2 separate regions of the Mus musculus genome follow, and region 1 is linked to region 2. The links are chromatin loops, found by intact Hi-C in ENCODE. Cell type or tissue: left cerebral cortex. All regions are shown on one strand.

Region 1 (8,000 bases), 130 kb before region 2:
AAATAAAATAAAATAAAATAAAATAAAATAAAATAAAATAAAATAAAATAAAATAAAATAACTTCGTCCCTGTTAGCAAGCTTCCACAGAACTGGAGAGTGCCTTGCAGGTTGTCACCAGTCTAATGCAGATACAAACCCGATCAGGTGAGATGTGGGGCAATAGTGGTATGGTGGGTATGGGGGTAACCAACAGCTTCATGATCAGATTTGTACCCCACTCCACAGAAGGAAATGTGTGCATCATAATAAGCCCATGGCTGGGGAGGCCACAGGCCTTAGAGGGTCAGCTACTACTCTCATTTTGCTAAATGGACTTGTTTTTAAAGTGCCTTATAAATATTTATGTTTATATCCATACACTAGTGCTGCTGTCTGTGCTGGCCAAACCTCTTCATGCAATAGTTAATACAAAGACTCAGAATTATAAAGGTGTTGAGAGTAAATGGATGACTACTGAGTGCTAACCAGGACATTCTATCACCTCCTCCAAGGGTCAGGAAACATTAGAAAGAAGGATCAAAAAAATATATAAAAGCCAGAGGAAGGGGAGGCATGCTCTGAAATGCTATTTTTCTACACATGCTGTGGCCATGTTAATCTAATCCAAATCAGGCATCCATAGAGATAGTGTGTTGATCTACTTGCCTGTGTTCACGGAATACCTACTGTTTGCCAGATGCTGTGTGGAGTAAAAACTCTAAGAGGGCTCAGTATCTTTGTTCGGGTTTTATTGCTGTGAAGAGATACCATGACCATGATAACTTTTACAAAGGAAAACATTTAATTGGGGCTGGCTTACAGTTTCAGGGGGTCAGTCCATTATCATCACAGCAGGAAGCATGGCAGACATGATGCTGGAGAAGGAGCAGAGAGTTCTATATCTTTATCCACAGGCAGCAGAAGTGAGTGCCACACTAGGCCTATCTTGAGCATATGAGACCTCAGAGCCTGCCCCAACAGTGACACACTTTCTTCAACAAGGCCACACCTACTCCAACAAGGCCACTCCTCCTAATAGTACCATTCCCTATGGGCCAAGCATTGAAACACATAAGTCTATAGAGGCTGTTCCTACTCAAATCACCTACCACACTCAGTCTCCCATATCCTTTGTAATAGCTGCCCTTCCAGTTACTATGATAAAATTCCTCAGGTGGCTTTAAGAAAGGAAGTCTTATCATTACTGTGGCAGAGGAGGCATGGTAGCTAGCTCAGCTCGAGCTGAGGCAGCAGGAGAGTGAGGTAGCTTGCCTCAAACCCCATCTGCAGCCGCAGTCAGCAAACAGACAAAGATGGATGCAGGTGCCCAAGGGCAAACCTCCTTTCCTTCTGATTTGGTTCAGGACCGGCCCCTTGGAATGGTATTGTCTATATTCAGGGTGTGTCTCTCCTCCTCAGTTAAAACCCTGGAAACCCTCTTACAGCCACACTCAGAAGTGCATCCCCCACATGGCAGCCAGGTTGACAATGAAGATCAGCCATCACAGGCTCTCAGCCTGTTGCATGGAGATGGACAGACTCACTAGACCACGGTGAGTGTTGTCCCAGCACCAGCCATAGTTTGAAAGATGAGCACCAGTCTTCTGGAGAGGTAGGAAGGAGCAGGTGCCCTGGGGGAGCTTTGGGAGGCATAGAAGGAAACGTCTAAGATAGAACCTGGGAGAAATAGAAAGTACAGATGAGAAAGAGCTGCGAGTGTCTGCCCAAGGGGCTTGAGTTTAATCCCTGGCCTGGAAAGGAGTTTCACTGAAAGGTATTTTTTCAAGTAGATTATCAGCATCCTAGAGCTTTAGAGAGGCAGCGCAGGAGGCAGAGGAATGTCCGTGTGAGGTTGGGGAGATCCCTGAGAGACAGGGGGATGGCATGGATCACTCAGCTTTGGATTAGGTACACATCAGGCTGACTGACCTGGAGAGAGTGAATGAAGAGTGAAATTGAAAGGCCTGGAAACCTATCAGCATGAGGGGGAAGTAGAAGAGGGGCTGTTGGAGCCTCTTTAGGAGCTATTTCTATAAGGCATCCCTGAAGCCTGGCGTGTAAGCACAGACCAAGGGGTCACCCAGACACTGATTGTGGTGATGACTGGAAAAGAGTGGGCTATCACCAAGAACACTAGAGACAGCCTGGCTGTCTTGCAATACTATATGACTGTTCTCCAGGGGATGCCAGAGTAGGGGTAGGGGAGAGAGAGAGCACAAATCTTGGCCACACAATGTGCAGAGCCCAAAAATTCTTAGAAGGAAATACCTAGGAGAGAAACAGGGCAGAGTCAGGCAGATGGACTTCCACTGTCTCCTGCCAGTCCTTGTGTCTCCAAACTCCTGCCACAGGTCCCCAGTTCCACGGAAGAACTTCTCCAACCACTCCCAAGACTCAAGATCCCTCTAAGCTCCCCCAGTTCCTGCAATCTGACCGCAGTGATGTAGCACCCAATCTTTTCACTCACTATTACTAGACATGAGTAGCCTAGATGCTGGACTGGAATTTAAGCCATGTGTAAACTTCTAGAGTAAATGAGAGGACTCAAAGATGAGATGGAAAGTGGAGGGGGGGACCTGGTGGAAGAATGTGGGAAGGAAAATCAAGGGGAAAGAAGAGGCAGGAAAGCAGGAAGAGATGGAGGGAGGGAAGGAGTGAAAATCCGAGGGGAGGCAGATGGGAGGGAAGAGGAAGGGAAGGAGGGAGGGAGGGAAGGAGCAAGGAGGCAGGACTATGGATAGATACATTTATGGAGGATTGATGGAGGGAGAGAGGGTCAGACAGATAGATACAGTCACAGATAGGTAAGTATATGGACTAGGGGAGGAATAAATGAGAAAGAGGCTGAGTCAATGGGGAGTAGGTGAATATAGGTACAAATGAATGATCAATTAAGCAATTACATAAACGAACAAAAAGATAGGTAATTAAGAGAAGGGATGGATGGAGCTAAGTCCTCTGCTCAGTAGATTTCTCTGTCCTCCCAGACTCCAGGTCAAGCAAGCATACTGTCATTTTGTAGGAGCCCCCATCCCTGGTGACTGATGTCATCTGGTATTATGCTGGCCTGTGGTAGGATAGTGGTAACCCTATCAACTCAGTGGACCAAGAAATCTCTTGTCCCTAATGTTTCTCTTGGTAATTTTGTGCTGGCTGAGCTCCATTCCACTCCTTGATTATGGACCTCTGCTCACACAACTGTAGCCACAACAAAGCCAAGAGGTACAGGCAGGCCCAGGGGGCAGGAAATGAAATAATGTGTATAATGTACGTATGTATTTATACAATGTCCTCAATCATCTCCTCAGAGCTGGCCTTGAGTGTAGTCCATTTTCCAGCTATAGTGACTACCACACCCCTCTATTGAATTGGTCCATATACCCTCAGCCATGAGTGTCCTCGAATAAAAACTGCCTTGTCATCTTTTAATATCACTCAGGGCCACGTTAGTCAAACACCTCAGCATTTATGGTTTATCACCCTTGCTTTCATCGCGGTTATTACTCTAAACTTTCCCTAGAGCTCTGGGCAGAGTACATAACCAAATATCATAGGCTGTTTTAATTTCTAGTCTTATTTTATATGTATGCCTAGTTTGCCTGGATGTATTTGAGTGCACCACACCCATGCCTGACCCAGGGAGGTCAGAGAAGGGCATTGGATCCCCTTGAACTGGAGTTAAAATGGTTGTGAATTACTACTTGAGTACAAGGAACTGAACCGGGTCCTTCACAAAAGCAACAGTTGCTCTCTAACCCTGGAGCCATCTCTGCAGCCCTATTTATCTTCATACTTTTTTTTTAAGTGGAGAAAACTGGAGTGGATGGAGAGGAGCATTGTTTTGTACTTGAGTGAAACTGAAATCCAAAGGTAGTCATCCATGTTCAAGGTCCACAGGTGCGCTCAAGAATTCCAAGCCTGGTTTCCTTTTCTTTGAAACTGGGAAGTTGCTTAATCATTTCTAGCCAAAAAGAAGACAGCATTGAAGAACAAGGTATTTCAACAACAATTACAAAAGCCCAAGGACTTTTCGTCTTAATGCCAATAACTGCCCATTTATAATCAGTGCACTGCTGAGTTCCCTCCTTAAACCCAGAGTTTTTAGTGTTGGAATTTAGATTCTTTTTTTTTCTTTTTTAATATTTTATTAGGTATTTTCCTCATTTACATTTCCAATGCTATCCCAAAAGTCCCCCATACCCTCCCCCCCCCACTCCCCTACCCACCCACTCCCACTTTTTGGCCCTGGCGTTCCCCTGTACTGAGTCATATAAAGTTTGCATGACCAATGGGTCTCTCTTTCCAGTGATGGCTGACTAGGCCATCTTTTGATACATATGCAGCTAGAGACAAGAGCTCTGGGGGTACTGGTTAGTTCATAATGTTGTTGCACCTACAGGGTTGCAGATCTCTTTAGCTCCTTGGGTACTTTCTCTAGCTCCTCCATTGGGGGCCCTGTGATCCATCCAATAGCTGACTGTGAGCATCCACTTATGTGTTTGCTAGGCCGGGCATAGTCTCACAAGAGACAGCTATATCAGGGTCCTTTCAGCAAAATTTTGCTAGTGTATTCAATGGTGTCAGCGTTTGGAGGCTGATTATGGGATGGATCCCTGGATATGGCAGTCTCTAGATGGTCCATCCTTTTGTCTCAGCTCCAAACTTTGGAATTTAGATTCTTAAGCCTACCCAGATGGTGACAAAACTCCCCCGAGTGTGTTGATCCCGGTGACCACAAGGGGGCGCGCCCAGATCAGATACCGCTGGCTTCAGCCACCTGGCTTGTTACTGCCCCCTGCGGTGGATGCATCTTTGCTCTAGAGCTTAGATAGTGTACCCCAAGGTGATTATGCCCAAGTCCCCAAGCACCTGTGGAGACTGTAGCAAAGGAGCAGGATTGTTTTTGAGACTTATCAAGAGCTTCATAAAGCACACTGGATTTCTGGAGAGGACGCTAAAAGTAAATCCAGGACCTACTGTATGCCTGGACTTCATGTATCTCAACTCTACATAGACACAGGGCTTGTGGGGAAGGGCGCAGTCTAGGGAGGGAAAGAGCCTAAGCGTTGAGTAGGAGGGTGACTACCAGTCCAGTTTTCTTGGCAGCCAGCCCTGCTTTCACGGAGTGAAAACAAGAAAGTGGTCTCAGCTGTCGCCTAGCTCCGAGCCAGATTCTACACAGGGCTGTGGCCTGGGAGTGAGGTTGTGGTTTCTGGAGAAGACAGCAGCTGGATGAGCACCGGGTGTCAATATAGGAAGCAGCAGTGTCCCTACCAGGAACTGGCACTACAACGGTGACGATTGCTTCTGATTTTTATTAGGGCAGAAATGTCCCCTCCCAGGCAGAGAGCCTAGGGGTAATCTGGAAACTGTCCTCTGTTCAAAGACCCCCTCAGGACTTCCGTGGCTGTCCCAACTCTCATTCTTATACAGGTGTACCTTCAGATCCTTTCCTCCAAAACAAAGTCTCCAGTGAAGAGCAATGTGTTCGTTTGGGAGGTAGAGACGGCAAGGTGGGTCTGGGCTGCCTCCTGTGCCTGCCCATCCGCTTACCCCCATGTCTGCCTGCACCTGTGCCTGCCCATCCGCGTACCCCCATGTCTGCCTGCACCTGTGCCTGCCCATCCGCTTACCCCCATGTCTGCCTGCACCTGCGCACTGCACCTGCCTGCACCTACCCCCTGTGCCTGTCTGTACCTGCTAGTGCCTGCCAGCTGTACCTACCTGTGCCTACCCTCTGTGCCTGTCTATACATGTCTGTCTCTGTCTGGGTGTCCCTGTACCTGTCTGTCTGTACCTATATCTGCCCCGTACCTGCTTCCTGTGCCTGTTCCCTGCATTCTCTTCCCATTCTGTTGTTGCTAGCCAATTCCAGGTCCTTAAAGTTCCCCACCCAGGCTGGCAGAGTGTGAGCCTAAGGGACAAGCAGGAACTTTGTTACCTCCAAGCCCAGCTTACTTCTGCATGGGATCAGAGATGTCATGAGGCAAAGAGTCTTGTTATTTAATTTGAAACAAAGTACTTGTTATTTAATTAAGAGTCAGAGCCTTGCAATTGCTTCTTGAGAAAAACCTCCCAGTTGTCCTTGAGCCTTTAAGTTCAATTTTCAAAACTTGGTCTGTTTCTTTGCAGTCACTTTCAAGGGACTTTTGATTAATAGTCAACACCATTAAAACTATCTATCCCCTTTGCAAGTGTGGGTAATTAAATTATCCTCAACATTTAACACAGGACTTACTAATTTAATGTACTCGGTTTCATTTTTAAACACTTTCCTTATTTGCCCTAACAAGCAAAACTTTCCAGAGTTTAAAGCACGTTGGAACATCCAATTTAAGACCTTAAAGTGTAGTGAATCTCAGGACCTCTGGTACATCACACCAGTGGTCACAGGTCCTCAACAGAAAACCGACAAGTCTATAATCAATTACAAATTTCAAATTAGAGTCGTAGGCTAATTTGTTCATTCTCTATGCTGAAGCGCCCCATTGTCGTGAATACTTTACATCTCAAATGCCTACGTGTGCGAGGTTAAAAGGCATTTGCCCAAGAAAGAGAAAAGCTCTCCATCTTGTGGGAGTTACCACCCTTTATAGTTCCATGTGCAACAAAGCCAATACCCATGGTTCCCTGCCTGACCATTTGGTTACATGAAACCAAGATGGTACTTCCCAGCATCCCTTGTAACAAAGTGAATATGTGGCCAAGATCTGGCCAGTGAGGTTTAAGCAGAAATATTGTATGACTGCTTCCAGAACACCTTCTGAACACATAACTACTATATGTGTCCTCCCCACTCTATTTTAGCCGTTCCTCCATCTTGCCCCTTGACCATAGACATCATGGTTGAACTTCTGTCACTATTAGTCCTAGGAGACTAAGTGCAATGTGAGGATGCAGGATCCTGGAATTCTGGTAGCTTTGTAGAGCAGTCTGAGATTACCTTGTAAGACCATTCCCTCCTGGGAATGTGGTCTTGCCTTCTTGCCTCCTCCCGCTCTGTGGACTTGCCCGTGACTTGCTTTCATCAATTACATGTGGCAAAACCAGCACTGGGTGTTGTCTGAGGCAGCATTCACATTTGCCTGCTTGTAGTGCTGACTGGAAATGTCATGCTCGATTGGAAACTGGTCTAACCTGCTGGAAGATGAGGGACCCTGGCCCAAGCATATACCATCAGGAGATGTAGTGACTGCCTGTGGAGTCCCCCAGCTCTGCAGCCCTCCATTTCCGTCCAGGTAAAAACCCTCAGAGAGTTACTCCTCAGCGCACATAATTGTTTTCAGCCATTGAGTTTTATGACGGCTTATGCAGCAAAAGCTAAACAGAGCAGGGTCATAAGCTGCCCCAGCCTCACTTTTCTGAGAGCTTTAAGCCATTTTTGTTTAGGGTCTTGGATACATTGTATCCTGATACACCCGTGGGCTGCGCTGAGCTGCTTTGATGGGCAGGGTGTTCTCTCTTGCTGCAGAGCCTTTTTCAAATGGTTGCCATGTCAACAAAGGACTCCATTTTCTCTAAAGAAGTGGCTCTTGTGGATGGCTGGGTTCTGGCCATCTCATTAACTCTGTGTAATCTGAGACTACAGTACCCATCCCCAACCCCTGCCTTGCCCTCCCTCTACCCACTAGGAAGTCACCTGGCTTCCTTCACTAATTTCCTTACTGCCTAATTGAGTTATGAAGCTCTTTTAGCCCTTGCTGTCTGCCCAGGCTAGGACTCTGATAGATACGGCAGACATCTTGAACTCCACATCTTTCCCCTCTCTGTGTTCTATTATTCCCAAAGTCAGGTCAGACCAGGAATGCAAGCTTCCTCCTGCTCCCAGCCTCTGTTTCTTTAGCTTTCAGATACAACCTAGATTCTGACATAGTGTGGTTGTTGGGACATGACTCAGGTTTTCTACATAAACACTGTGATGTTAGAGACCCAGGGAGCTTTCTGGAGCCTGGGCCATGATGCCCCAGTAGCTTGATAGCTGTTGAGTCAATGGGATTCTCCAAGTCTTCATCCCCGTGC
Region 2 (8,000 bases):
TTTGTTCCATGATCCCCTATCACAGAGATTTTCCAAACTATCCATTCTAAAATGATATCTCGCCCCCACCCCTAGCACCACCTTGCTAAAGCCAGGAAGGGTACAGGGAAGCCTAGGGCCTCATTTCCAAATCTAGTTGAAGAATTTTTACCTTCATTTTCATTGTCTGTAAAATGGGCTGGTGATAGAAACCACCTCTCTGCAATGCCATAAATGTTGTCAGTTTCATAAATGCTCATAAATGTTAGCTATTGGGCATAATAATAAATAGTTATATTAGTAATTTGAGCAAACTAAAAAGAAATTAAGTAATCTAACAGCTACAGCAGACTTACACCCATAGTTCTTCTAGAGCTTCTTGCTCCATCTCTCCAAATTCAGGGGAGGGCAGAAGATAGGAGGAGAAGGGTTCTTGACTTTGTCTCAGACTATGGACCCAAGGGTGGGAGGAGTGAAGCCAGGCTGCATCACACAGCACTCTGTCCGCAGAAACTTCTTTAAAACACAAATCTTAGCCAGGTGTAGTGATGCACGCCTTTAATCTTAGCACTTGGGAGGCAGAGGCAGGCAGATCTTTGTGGGTTTGATGTCAACTTGGTCTACAAAGCCAGTTCCAGGACAGCCAGGGCTACATAGAGAAACCCTGTCTCAAAAATAACAGAAGGGCTAGGGAGATGGCTCAGCAGTTAAGAGCAATGACTGCTCTTCCAGAGGTCCTGAGTTCAATTCCAGCAACCATATGGTGGCTCACAACTATCTGTAATGGAAATCCGATGTCCTCTTCTGGTGTGCTTGAAGACAGCAACAGTATACCCACATACATGGGATAAAAAGTCTAAAAAACATTTTTTAAAGGTTAAAACGAAAACAACAGAAAACCCCCCAAACAAAAACAAAACCCACAAATCTTCTTGGTTGAGGGGCTTTCATTTTTTTTCCCAGCTTTTAATTACATCTCATTGTAGTACAATTCACAAATTCTATCACCCTTGTGCCACTTGGCAGTCAACCACTGGCATTCTGCTACCATAGGCCGGTGGCCACCCTTTCTATTAAAGGAACCATACATTATGTAACATTCTCCCTACTGCCTCCATTTTTAGAGCTTTTTAGAGGTAAGCCTGAAAGGTGGCTATACATAAACTAAACCCATAAAAGGACACAGTTTGAGACATTCTTTAAAAACTTTTAAAAAATAATTTACTTATTTTTATGTACATTAATGTTCTGCCTGCTTGTATGTCTATGAGAGGGGGTCAGATCCCCTGGAACTGGGATTACAGCCAGTTGTGAGCTGCCATGTAATTGCTGAGAACTGAACCTGGGTCCTTTGGAAGAGCAGCAAGTGCTCTTACCCACTGAGCCACTCGCCAGCCCCAATTTGAGGTATTCTAGCATTTCCCATTAAAACTATCACCACATAAAAATAATGAGCATGCCGGGCGTGGTGGCGCACGCCTTTAATCCCAGCACTCGGGAGGCAGAGGCAGGCGGATTTCTGAGTTCGAGGCCAGCCTGGTCTACAAAGTGAGTTCCAGGACAGCCAGGGCTATACAGAGAAACCCTGTCTCGAAAAACCAAAAAAAAAAAAAAAAAAAAAAAAAAAAAAATGAGCATTATTGTTCACCCCCCCCAAAAGGTTTTCCTTTTTTCTTCTTTGATCCCTCTCTAGTATAGATTAGTCTGAGCTTTTTTCCCGAGTGGTGTAGGACTCACTTGGCATGTGTTCTTTTGTGCCTGGGTTCTTTCACCCTGCATTTTTTTTTTTTAATTCTTCCATGCTATAGAGTCTCAGTTCCCCTTTTGTTCCCACTATCTGGAAGTAACACAATCTATTTGTGTATTGACAAACATAGTAGTACCTTCCAGTTTCTGACTGTCATGGGAAAAGCCACCATGAATAGTTTTATACAAAAGTCTATTTGTGAATCTAAGTTTTCATTTATCTTGGGTAAACCTCTAGACTGGGAACTAGCTAGGCCACAGGCAGACATATACATTTAACTTTGAAAGAAACTATGTTTTCAAGGATGTCATAAATACTCTTTGTCACTCTCTATGCCAGGAAGATAGAAACTGCTCATAAATGTTAGCTATCAAGCATAAAAGCAAGTGAAGATTACTTTAGTAATTTAAGCAAGTCCAAATTTAAGAATCAAATGTGAAAGTATTTTATTAGCTAATTCAACAGCTGCAGGGGACTCATACCTCTGAGCCTCTGGGGTTCATCACCATCTCTGTAGGATTGTGGGTACCAGGGTAGAGGACAACTTTGTGGAGTTGATTCTCTTTTCACCTTTTTGTCAGCTTGGGGGGTGGGGTGGGGATTGAAATCAAGTCATCAGGTTCACACTGAGCCATTACCCAGGCTGTTTTACATTCTAATAGTCTCTTTAATTGACCAAGGTTATCTCCCTGGCCACTCTTGTACTTGCTGTCTCTTCTCCCTGCAATGCCCCACCACTAGTTGTGGCATGACTGGCTTCTTGCTATTCATTACTCAGATGAGTGTCATTTTCTAAAGAGATTGCTGCCAACTGAATTGTGGTCCTACCTCAGAATCATGTGTTGAACCTATAACCCCCAATAGGTTAGTAACAATATTTGAAGATGAACCCTTTAAAGAAATTTAAGTTGTTTAAATTGTGAGGTTGGGTATGGTGGTGCACACCTTTTGATCCCAGCACTTGGGTGGCAGAGACAGGCAGATCCCTGAGTTTAAGACCAGCCAAAGCTAAGTAGAGAAACCCTGTCTCCAAACAAACAAACAAACAAACCCAACCAACCAACAAAACAAAAACAAAAAACAAAAAACCCAAATCACCACCAATTAAAAAAAAAAAAAAACCCAACAACCCAGCAACAACAAGGAAAAGAAGTAAAGGAGTTTCGGTTAACAACGAGGCTGTTGGAATCCTTATCCAATAAGGCTAGGTGCTGAGGACTCGTATATTGGACTAGAAGAGAAAGGAAAGGACAATCGGTAAACCTTGAGATGGCATAGTAAACAAAAGCATGGCATTGTTCATGGTTCTGCACTGTATTGAGAGTGTGCTAGAGAGTATCTTTGTCCTTGGGAAAAAAACACACACACACACATATATTTGTGTGTGTGTATATATATATGTGTGTGTGTGTGTATATATATATATATGTATACATATATATCTTATAAATATAAAAGGATTTACAACATGTATACATTCATACATACATATTTGTGCACAGAACATGAAAATATAGCAAAACAATGTAATTCTGGCAAAAAAAAAGATGAGACTTTACTATTCTTACACCTTGTGTGTATATGTGACCACTTACATACAGAAAAGCTATAGAAATTCTAGAAACTCTTGTTTATTGTTTTACATTACATTTAATCTGTCTTGTGTGTATTTTAACACTGTTCTAAGTACTTTAACTGTGAGACATCTACGAAGACACAAGGTTGACTGTCTCCTCCAGTGTCAAGAGTCGCAATTAAGGCAAAGACTGTCGTGTCTACTCCTTTTTCCCCAGACTTAAAATAGTGTGTAGCAGAAACTCTAGTTACTGTCCTTCAATATCAGCTAACAAAATACTGGGCACCTTCTAGGCATTGGAGTACAAAGCAGGGTACAAAATACTTTAAAAAACCACGCCTAGGGGCTGGAGATGTAGCTTTGTAAAGTGCCTGTCTAGCATGCACAAAACCCTTGGATTCCTAGCTCTGTACAAACAAATAGGGTGTATAAATTGGGTGTGGTGGTGCCCGCCTTTAATCCCATTACTCGGGAGATGAAGACAAGAGGAAAAGTTCAAGATCATTCTTAACTACACAGCCATTGTGCTCCCTCCCACCACAATGGGCGGCCGGGGTGAAGGGTATCAAAATCCAAGCCCAAAGCAGCTTATATCAGGCACTCAATTAGCCAGCCATCATATTTCACTTGGTCCTTTGCAACCTTGGAAGTGCGGACCACCCGGGTTTGGCAGAGAAGGATACTGAGGATTAAGTGCGGCTGAGATCATTGGGGTCATTAGTGGGCGTGGAGATTAGCGTTCTAACCCTGGTCTCAGCTGTGAATCGATTACACCTAAGCCATTCCCCCAATCAGCATCAAGTGCCGAGTGCGGGCGTAGAGGTACGATGCAGGTCAAGTCCGGAAAGGCGTTTGCGGAGTGCAGGCGCCTCGCGAAGGCCCTCGGTACAAATCGCGGGATTTTGGCGCGCTCTTTTTGTTGGCTGGGTGTTCTCGCCAGTGATTGGTTCCGGGCTGTCGCGGCGGCTGGGTCTACCTCGGCTGCAGAGAGGCGGCGCGGCTCTCCGCTGGCCTCCTGGGGGATGGGCCACCAGGAATCTCCGCTGACCAGAGCGGCGGCGGGAGGTGCAGCTTACATAAAGAGGTTACGTAAAGTGCTCAGCTGGCGTGAACTCGGGGACGGCCACGGGAACCTGGAAGCCGAGGCCTCCCCCGGGAGCGTTGCTGTCATCACAAGAGCAGCGCCGCGACGCGCTACACGCTCAGCCAGGCTCCCCGCCTCGCGCCCTACCCGGCTCTGCAGACAAGCCCGGCTCGGAACGGACCATCCTCCGGCGCGGGCTCCAAGGGGGAACCGGTTCGCCCGGAAGAGGAACAGCGCCGGCCAGGTAAGAGGGAGTGGAGGGAGGAAGGGAGGGCCGAAGCGGGAGCCCCGGCGCCCCACCGTAGTCCCGGGGGCGTCACCGGGGCCTCCGCCTGTCGTCCTCGGAAGCCGATCTTTTAGCCGGTTTCCCTTCGCCCGCTGTCCCCGGGGGTCTGGGTCGTCCCGCCGGGCTCTCCTGGGTTTGATTCACGGGACTGTTTACACCGGGAGAAGCCCGGGTAGGACGTGGGGAGGGGCCGTTGAGAGGGGGCTAAGCCCCAGGAAAGTTTAAGCCGGCCGTCTTCGATGGGGACGATCCCTACGGCTTTATTTATTTTTTCTGCTCCTGACGGATAAGTCGGCGAGAGGGGACGGTTTGCGCTTCGGTTTCCGGTCCTCCCTCGGTACTTCCCGGTGGTTCCGTCTTTCCCGCTTTCCTTTCCCTTCCCCCGTTCAATTCGAGACGGTGGCTCCTTCTTAAAGGGGCCGCGACCGGCGGCGGAGGTGGGACGCCGGACGCTTTAAGTTCCTCATCTACCCTTCTCGGCCCGGTGGGTTTTAACTTCTCCCTCTCGCCCTTAGATCACCATCCAAGGTCCCGCTCCTCCACATCTCGGGGCTAGACGGAGGGATGAGGCAAGGGGGGCCCGGGCGGCGCCGTTGCTGCTCCCCCCGCCCCCCGCAGCCATGGAAACGGGGAAAGAGAACGGAGCCCGCAGAGGGACAAAAAGCCCGGAGCGGAAAAGGCGAAGCCCAGTCCAGCGGGTACTGTGCGAGAAGCTGAGGCCGGCGGCCCAGGCCATGGATCCGGCTGGGGCCGAGGTCCCGGGCGAGGCCTTCCTGGCCCGGCGGCGGCCGGATGGCGGCGGCGGGGATGTTCCTGCACGGCCGCGCTACAGCCTCTTGGCGGAGATCGGGCGCGGCAGCTACGGCGTGGTTTATGAGGCTGTGGCTGGGCGCAGTGGGGCCAGGGTGGCAGTCAAGAAGATCCGCTGCGACGCTCCCGAGAACGTGGAGTTGGCACTAGCAGAATTCTGGGCCCTCACCAGTCTCAAGCGGCGGCACCAGAATATCGTGCAGTTTGAGGAGTGCGTCCTACAGCGCAACGGGTTAGCCCAGCGCATGAGTCACGGCAACAAGAACTCACAGCTTTACCTGCGCCTGGTGGAGACCTCGCTCAAAGGTAGACTACAGCCGGCAGTCCTGCCCTCTCCTGGACCCCCTTGTTCTCAGAACCACTCAGTTCTAATAACTGTCTCTGGCTCGCTAAGGTCCTTGACCCGGCTTTGGGACCTTCTTTCTTGCTAGGAAATCAGTCTGTTCCCCAGCCGTTAGCTGACATTCCCTAACAAGCTCACCAAGTGCTAACCTTGATCTTTTTAAGTACTCACTCAGTAGGTGTGAGCCATAATTACAAGCCTAGCATTTTAAAAGATGGATGAAGAGTAGTCCTGGTGGGATTCAAAGTAGTTGGTAGAACTGCAGAAGCCCCCTCATGCCTCTTTCTCATCAGAACCTAGAGGGGAAAAAAAGTAGCAGACCCACCCATGCCATTCTCCTTTCCTGATTTCTAGTTTCTTCCAATTCTGTTCCCAAACCTTGTCTTCAAGTGTGAGGTTTCCTCCGAGAACCCCAACCCTTCACCCGAGAGCAGACAATCATTCAGTTGGTTCTTGGTTTAGTCCCTGAGGGCACCACAGGTTAATAACTCACGCACCCAGTAATAACCCCCTCAGGTGGGCCAAGAGCTGTCGCATAACAAAACAGGTTGCAGCTTTCCCTGCCCTGTTACAATCTCAGTTGTTTTCATAACCCCTGGGGCTGTCTGAGCAGTGATTGTTGCAGAACCATGGGGCTCCAGGAGGCCAAACACCTTGCCTTCCTGTGTAAACTAGAGAAGAGGCAGTGGGCTGCAAGTGTCTTGAGTTCCTGGGGCAGGGGGTAGGGCGAGGGAAATTGGACAGTCGCAATCCCAGCTATATAATCTGAGCGCTACGATTTGGATAATATCTGTAACAGTAAATTAAGCTTCTGCTCTATAAATAGAGGAACTCAGCCTAGTGGGCACAAACACAGCTCGATTAAGGTTAATCAGCTTGAAAGAGTGGGACTCCGGCCTCCAAATTCCTGTGTCCTTGAAGTATTTGTAAGCCAGCATGGCCCTCACAGATCTTTGCAGATATATTGCTGCCTTCCTTCCCTATCTGAGGTTGAATTTAGCAGACTGGGTGGGATTTAGGGCTAGATTTCCTAAAGTCTTTTTGGAGCACCTGTCAGATTTTATTGTAAGGTCCCAGGAGAACTCCTTGCAGAGTTTTAAAGTCATTTAACAGTGGATTGGATAGTGTGATGGAATTCTCTGGGGGCCTTTCCCATCCTGCTTGTCATCATTTCCAGGAGGGTGGATCCTTGAAGATTTCCTAGGTAGCACCTTCTACTTTGCCTTCAGTCTCATCAGTTACTTTCTTAGTTCTTTTACACACCGATTACTTGAGTACAAATGAATGAAACATGCTTAGCAAATGTTTGGTTGATATTTCAATAACTGCCTTGGGCTGTGTGAATTTGCATTGCCAAACAGTATCTTCTAACCTCAGTTCATTGATGTTGCCAGCTTGAAACTGGAACTTAAGCTAGCAGTCCTTGTTAATTCTTCCAATACACAAATACTTTAAAACTTTCTTCACAGACAGCATTTTAAAAAGAATTTTACAGTAAATAGTGGCAGAGTAGCAAGTGTTTAACTCCCTGGAGTTTGGGACTTACATGCAGTCGTTGCTTGTTCTGAGCTAACATGGCAAGTTGACAACCCACAGGGAGTGTGTGTGCCTTTATCCTACGATGGGGATCTCTGCCAAGAGGTTGTACATGTTGGGAACGTCGGTAATCTATAAAGAATCCACTGCCTCATTACGTTCAGACTACTTTCTGAATTTCTTCCATCTTCATCTTCTTAGAGATTTGGGTTCTTACTGTAGTTTCCCAAACTTTGACTATGGAACACATTGCCTGTGTGGCCGGAATAGTAGGTTGAAAGCTACCCTAGTTTTTTCATCCCCCCTTTGTGTGCTAAAACTAGTGAATTTTTTCCCCTGTGGGCCACATACTTAATATTCCCTGTTTTAATTCAGAGTCTTAATATGTATTGCCTCTACTCTAGAAAATGACAGCTAAGCTTACATGTCATACGTCTGCTTAGTGGATAATACATACATAGCTTGCTAGCATTAAAGTGGAAAACAGAGACTCAAATTTCTCCAGGGTACGTTTTCTTGACTTAAGTATCCAAGTCTTGATCGGGCCCTGAGTTTATAGCATGCTATTGATGTCCAGCGATACCAAAGCTTTCCTTAACCCCAAAGTCCTTTGCAACCATACTCTGCCCTGTTCCTTGT

The links. A loop is a pair of places that touch in the nucleus more often than their neighbours do. Peaks named below come from ENCODE experiments on the same cell type or tissue, not always from the same donor. Only the 100,000 strongest peaks of a DNase experiment are listed, where the experiment ranks them.
Region 1: a loop joins it to region 2, with 2.1 times the contacts of the local background. A loop is called at or near these places in 2 of 42 quality-filtered maps.

The regions. Positions count from the first base shown.
Region 1 is chr2:129,670,367-129,678,366 of GRCm38, forward strand. No RefSeq gene overlaps it. Among named protein-coding and RNA genes, the nearest start is that of Pdyn, 26 kb to the right of the region's middle. In left cerebral cortex, a CTCF peak has its summit at 4,759 (motif pointing right); DNase peaks (open chromatin) are centred at 4,743, 5,059 and 7,487.
Region 2 is chr2:129,796,217-129,804,216 of GRCm38, forward strand. It overlaps Stk35 (serine/threonine kinase 35), which reads left to right and starts at 4,301. Exons shown (of 4, transcript NM_183262.3): 1 at 4,301-4,630; 2 at 5,188-5,788. The coding sequence starts at 4,325. It overlaps Stk35os1 (serine/threonine kinase 35, opposite strand 1), which reads right to left and starts at 5,243. Exons shown (of 1, transcript NR_029452.1): 1 at 2,153-5,243. In left cerebral cortex, CTCF peaks have their summits at 4,276 and 5,488; DNase peaks (open chromatin) are centred at 4,336, 5,066 and 5,293; H3K4me3 peaks cover 3,340 bases; H3K27ac peaks cover 2,060 bases.